2 separate regions of the Homo sapiens genome follow, and region 1 is linked to region 2. The links are chromatin contacts, found by Hi-C or POLR2A ChIA-PET in ENCODE. All regions are on one chromosome and are shown on one strand. Each heading gives the region's core, a stretch centred on a gene start or an enhancer-like site at or near the end of the contact. The rest is flanking DNA. Distances are from core to core; before and after follow the strand shown. Region 1 overlaps LOC101927759 (a long non-coding RNA gene). Region 2 holds the start of BPHL (biphenyl hydrolase like).

Region 1 (2,700 bases), core at 6-2,505, 92 kb before region 2:
GTTTCTGGACTTGGAGCTGTGATGAAGTAAGTGGGTCAGGGGCCAACACATAGACAGCGTTGGCCTACAAATGCAGCCCAGGCAGAGGACGGTGCAGCCAAGCCACACAGAGAGACAACTTCCTAGTGACACGCTGTGAACTCCTGCATCCACCCCTGCCTGAACTGGAGCTTTTCCTCTTCAGCTCTTCAGTTATGTGAGGCAAGATGTTGCCTTTTTTGCTTAATGCTGTGAGTTGAGTGTACAGCAGTTACAATCAAAGAATCCTAAATAATGCTGCAAGCATGGTGACTATCTACATGGGAATATGCAGTACTCCAGTGAAGACAAAACATAAATTAATTTTGGAATCTGATGACCATAATCTAAAAACATTCATAGAGGTATATAAAAATTATAACAAAATTTAAAGTAGCATATCTCCTCATGAAGCAGGTTAAGTGTATACACAAAGAAGGAGGAGGAAAAGGTGAGAAAGAATCTGCCCTTGTGGGGAAGTGACAGAGGCAGAAGAGGCTGATGCAGTCCTGCATCCAGGCCCAGCTCTGCCAGCAGCTGAGTACCCCTGAACAAGCTCCCCCACCTCTTCGGGCCTCACTTTCCCCATCTATGAAAGAAAGGGAGTCTAGCTTCCATAGCTGCCCCAGCTGATACGCAAGGTGCCAGTGTGTCCTCAGTCCTGTCAGGAGAAACCTTCCCCACTAGAATCCCAGGAGGAGCTTGAAATCCTGTCTGGGATCCTGACGGCCCAGGTGCTGACCCTGCCTCGGGTTGTGTCTGCTAAGAAGTCTGATTTCTGCTCATCTCTCCCCATTTCTTTCTTCCCATAAAGTGGGCTGATGCGCTGGAACGTCGATGCAGCCAGTGATGTGTTTGATGAGAATGTATTGAGAGTAAAGCTGCCCAGAATCCAAGTGTGTGTCATCTGAACTCTTGAATCATGGATGGAAGGTATGTCCTCTGTTGATGTCTCGCAGCCTGAGCTGACAATCTGTAAGAAGGTTTTGTTATCTTCATGTTACAGATGGTGAACCGAAACTTACAGAGCTCAAGTCACTTGACCAGGCTCCACCCCTACAAGAGGCAGCACGCAAACTAAAAACCAGGCGGCCTTTTCCAAAGCTTGTGCTCTGCTCCACTGCTGGAAGGAACCCTTCGGGGAATTGAAGCAGCACTGAACAAAGGCCATTTTTAAGAAGCGACACCAGAAACCTAAGGCGGGGTCCCCGGCTCAACAAGGATCTCATGTTTTGTGGGTCAGAGATTCTTGTGTCGTGTCTGGGTGAGGTCAAAAACCATGCAGAGACTTTCACTTCCTGTTCTGTGGCAGACAAGACATCTGAAAAGCTCTCCTGCAGCAACACTTCTAGATGCCAAGTAAATCACAGCAAGTGCACTTTTAAATGTGTTACTAAGATCATAAAAATGAAGGAAAATGCCCAAGCATATCCCCAACCCCTCACCCCACAACCACCACCACCACAATAAACAAGTTGCTGACAGTGGATTGGCAAGCGAGAGTGGAACCTTAGGCTGCGTTGGCATCAAATACTAATAACCAAGCAAAAGGGAGCAAGACCAGGCCTGGGGGCTGTGCCATTGAGAGGTGACCGCGTGCTGGCAGTCCTCACAGCCCTCGTTCGCTCTCGGCGCCTGCTCTGCCTGGGCTCCCACTTCGGCGGCACTTGAGGAGCCCTTCAGCCCGCCGCTGCACTGTGGGAGCCCCTTTCTGGGCTGGCCAAGGCCGGAGCCGGCTCCCTCAGCTTGCAGGGAGGTGTGCAGAGAGAGGCGCGAGCGGGAACCGGGGCTGCGCGCGACGCTTGCGGGGCAGCTGGAGTTCCGGGTGGGCGTGGGCTTGGCGGGCCCCGCACTCAGAGCAGCCGGGCGGCCCTGTCGGCCCCGGGCAATAAGGGCTTAGCACCCGGGCCAGCGGCTGCGGAGGATGTACTGGGTCCCCCAGCAGTGCCAGCCCACGGGCGCTGCGCTCGATTTCTCGCCGGGCTTTAGCTGCCTTCCCGCGGGGCAGGGCTCGGGACCTGCAGCCCGCCATGCCTGAGCCTCCCCCACTCTCCGTGAGCTACTGGGCAGCCCAAGCCTCCCCCAAGAGCGCCGCCTCCTGCTCCAGGCGCCCAGTCCCATCAACCACCCAAGGGCTGAGAAGTGCAGGCACAGGGCGCGGGACTGGCAGGCAGCTCCACCTGGGTGAAGCCAGCTGGGCTCCTGAGTGTGGTGGGGACGTGGAGAACCTTTATGTCTAGCTCAGGGATTGTAAACACACCAATTGGCACTCTGTATCTACCTCAAAGTTTGTAAACACACCAATCAGCACCCTGTGTCTAGCTCAGGGTTTGTGAATGCACCAATCCACACTCTGTATCTAGCTATTCTGGTGGGGCCTTGGAGAACCTTTATGTCTAGCTCAGGGATTGTAAACGCACCAATCAGCACCCTGTCAAAACAGACCACTTGGCTCTACCAATCAGCAGGATGTGGGTGGGGCCAGATAAGAGTATAAAAGCAGGCTGCCCTAGCCAGCAATAGCAACGAAGTCGGATTTGTTTCCATGCTGTGACGGTTTTGTTTTTTTGCTTATTGTAATAGCTTTTGCTGTTGTACTCTTTTCTGGTCTACACTGCGTTTATGAGTTGTAACAGTCGTCACAAAGGCCTGCAGCTTTCACTTTCTGCCTCAGCCAGCGAG
Region 2 (2,700 bases), core at 84-2,583:
AAGGCAGAACGATTGACTTAAAAAGCAATAGTTGTTTTTTTTCTCCACTGAGCTTTCAATTAGATAATGTCTATAACCTTTATAAAGCTGCAATTATACAGCCAAAAGAAAAAAAATTAATTGTGGTAAAACATACATAAAACTTACCACTTAAACCACTTTTAGGTGTGTAGTTCAGTGGCAGTAAGTACACTCACAATGTAATGCAGGCATCACCAAAATCCATCCCCAGGACTTTTTCATCTCTCCAAACTGAAACTCTGTCCCCATGAAACACCAACTTTCCATTCCCCCTTCCACCAGCCCTCAACAACCCCCATTCTATTTTCTGTCCCTATAAGTTTGACTCCTCTAGGTACCTTATTATATAAGTGGAATCACACAGTATTTGTCTTTTTTTGACTGGCTTACCTCCCTCAGCATAGTGTCCTCCAGGTTCATCCATGTAGTAGCAAGTGTCAGAATTTCGTTCTTTGTTCAGGCTAAAAAATGTTCCCTTGCATGCACAGACAACATTTTGCTTATCCATGTATCTGTTTTTGGACACTTAAATTGCCTCCACCCTTTTGGCTATTGTGAATAGTGCCGCTGTCAACGTGAGTGTAAAAACATTTCTTCTTGTACACCCTGTTTTAAATTCTTTTGGGTTATATACCCAGAAAAGAAAATGCTGGATCATATAACTGATTTGTTGAGGAACCGCAGTATTGTTCATCACATGGCTGCACCATTTTACATTCCCAACAGCAATATACAAGGGCTTCAATTTCTCTACATCTTCACCAACACTAATTTCTGGGGGTTTTGCTAGTAGCCATCCTAATGGGCGTGAAGTGGTATAAACAAAATTTAGATCCCATCATCTCCGAAAAGCAAATACACTTCCTAGTACTAGTCAGTACTAAATAGGTGCACAGCGTTTAGAACTTTACTTGATCCAACATAGCAGCCTGCCTAGAGCCGGAGCCCCGCCCACTCCGGAGTCCCGCCTGGACGCCGACGCAGCGAGGGCGCTATGGCTGGCGGCCTCGCCTCCTGGAAAGGCCATGGTCGCTGAGGCGACGAGCGAGGGCGGGGCAGCGCCGACGGGGACACTCATCCCGGGAGCCAGAGCCAGCACCGAGAGGGGACGGTCTACGCGGGTGCCGGCGGTTCCAGGACTGCGAAACCACGAGCCGAGTTTCGGTCGCCCATGGGAAAGCACCCGGCAGGGCGTGGCTTCGGGGCGGGGCGGGCAGAGGGCGGAGCAGGATGGAGAGGCGAGGTGGGCGGAGCAGAGGGCGTGGCTTCGGGGCAGAGTGGGCCGGGTACCGCGCTTGGTCTTAGCGCATGCGCACTCCCGGCAGCTACGCGACCTGTGACCATGGTGGCTGTGCTGGGCGGCCGGGGCGTGTTGCGCCTGCGGCTGCTTCTCTCAGCGCTGAAGCCCGGGATCCACGTCCCACGGGCCGGACCCGCGGCCGCGTTCGGGTAATGGCGGCCACCTCGCCCCGGGGATCCCCAGCATCGGCGCGCTCGAGGGGCGGCGGGAGGGGCGCGTGCCGACAGCAGGAGTTCCCGGCGCGCGGGCACGGGGCGTGGGCGCGGCCTGGCTGCCCTGTCGCCCTTTGTGCCGCGAGACCCCGATCCTGGGGGCCAGCCGCGCTTGGTGCTCGAGCCCCTCGATCGTGCATGCGCCTCGGTCAGCCTCAGTTCAAGGAGTCTGGAGCCGTGGAGGCTTGGGCTATAGAGTGCAGCCCCTTCAGTGTGCAGACCAGAGAGACCCAGGGAGATACATTTGCCTGTAGTATGGACTCACCCGTGACGGAGCACGGACTAGAATCCCAACGCCCTCATTAGTCCATTGCTCTGTCCAGAGTCCACACTAAGGGCATAAGGACAATAATCTCTTCTTTCTCTTATGTCAGAAATCAGCCTGAGCCTGAGTACCGCTAAGGCTTTAATCACGGGTCCCGAGAGCCCTAAGTCTTCTCTTTGCTTGCTGATCTCGTACCTTAATGTGCAAAAGAATCACGTTGGGAACTGAAAATTCAGAATCCTGGGCCTCACTCCCAGAGGATCTGATCTACATGTGTGGAGATGCCCAGGAATCTGCTTTATTCTCTTTTGTCCTCCCACCTGTCCCCCCATTTCAGGTAAAACAATAACAAAAAAACTGGATTAATTTCTGACCTTCTGTCTTGAAAATGGATACTCTTGGTCCCAAGAGATACTGGGCAGAAATGTGGATAGAGCGGCATGAAGCTTGTTTTACTTTATTCTCTACATACATCCCTACACACATGCAAACACACGTATACAACGAACGTACACAGTGCATGTGCGCAGTTGACTGTTGATGGGCTACTTTCATAAAGTCAGTACTAGATAGGTACACAGCGTTTAGAACTGTACTTGATCCAACATAGAAACTTTTAGTTTGAAAACTTGATTTAGAAGGAGAAAAGAGGGCAAATCTGACCAGCTTTTAAAATTTCATATTGCAATTGACTAGCTCCTTTAATTTTAGAATTATTATAAGATGGTCAGGGCTATTTTGATAGATGGAAAAACATGTTAATGGCTACAGCTGTATAAATTAACAGTGAAAATGATTATTTTTTCCAGTTTCCTGTCTGCAGAAAGGCATCGAAATAAGTTACTGTGATTGTACCAATATAGTTCTTTTTTTTTTTGAGACTGACTCTCGCTCTTTTGCCC

The links. Hi-C counts contacts between places; a loop is a spot of excess contacts on that map. ChIA-PET counts read pairs that join two places held with the same protein, here RNA polymerase II (POLR2A). Pooled maps may share reads with other maps.
Region 1: a loop to region 2 is called in a map of B cell, with 14 times the contacts of the local background. The contact joins the enhancer-like site here to the promoter of BPHL in region 2. A Hi-C loop is called at or near these places in 4 of 168 maps with a recorded cell type or tissue (B cell, CD4-positive, alpha-beta memory T cell, endothelial cell of hepatic sinusoid and 1 more), 5 of 37 single-sample maps with no recorded cell type and 14 of 50 pooled maps. POLR2A ChIA-PET finds 5 or more read pairs at or near these places in 2 of 52 experiments (activated naive CD4-positive, alpha-beta T cell and naive thymus-derived CD4-positive, alpha-beta T cell).

What each region holds. Positions count from the first base shown.
Region 1 is chr6:3,025,921-3,028,620 of GRCh38, forward strand. LOC101927759 (a long non-coding RNA gene) reads left to right here. Exons shown (of 3, transcript NR_152848.1): 2 at 833-951; 3 at 1,025-1,514. Among named protein-coding and RNA genes, the nearest start is that of NQO2, 27 kb to the left of the region's middle. RefSeq lists enhancers at 1-69, 1,038-1,197. Within about 2 kb of position 1,256, at least 11 of the 41 ENCODE cell types and tissues checked have a DNase peak (open chromatin) inside an H3K27ac peak, as active enhancers do; they include B cell, where a contact is called at or near this core.
Region 2 is chr6:3,117,378-3,120,077 of GRCh38, forward strand. It overlaps BPHL (biphenyl hydrolase like), which reads left to right and starts at 1,334. Exons shown (of 7, transcript NM_004332.4): 1 at 1,334-1,470. The coding sequence starts at 1,364. It overlaps LOC107986556 (a long non-coding RNA gene), which reads right to left and starts at 1,270. Exons shown (of 4, transcript XR_001743928.3): 1 at 412-1,270. RefSeq lists an enhancer at 568-1,203 and a silencer at 1,242-1,631.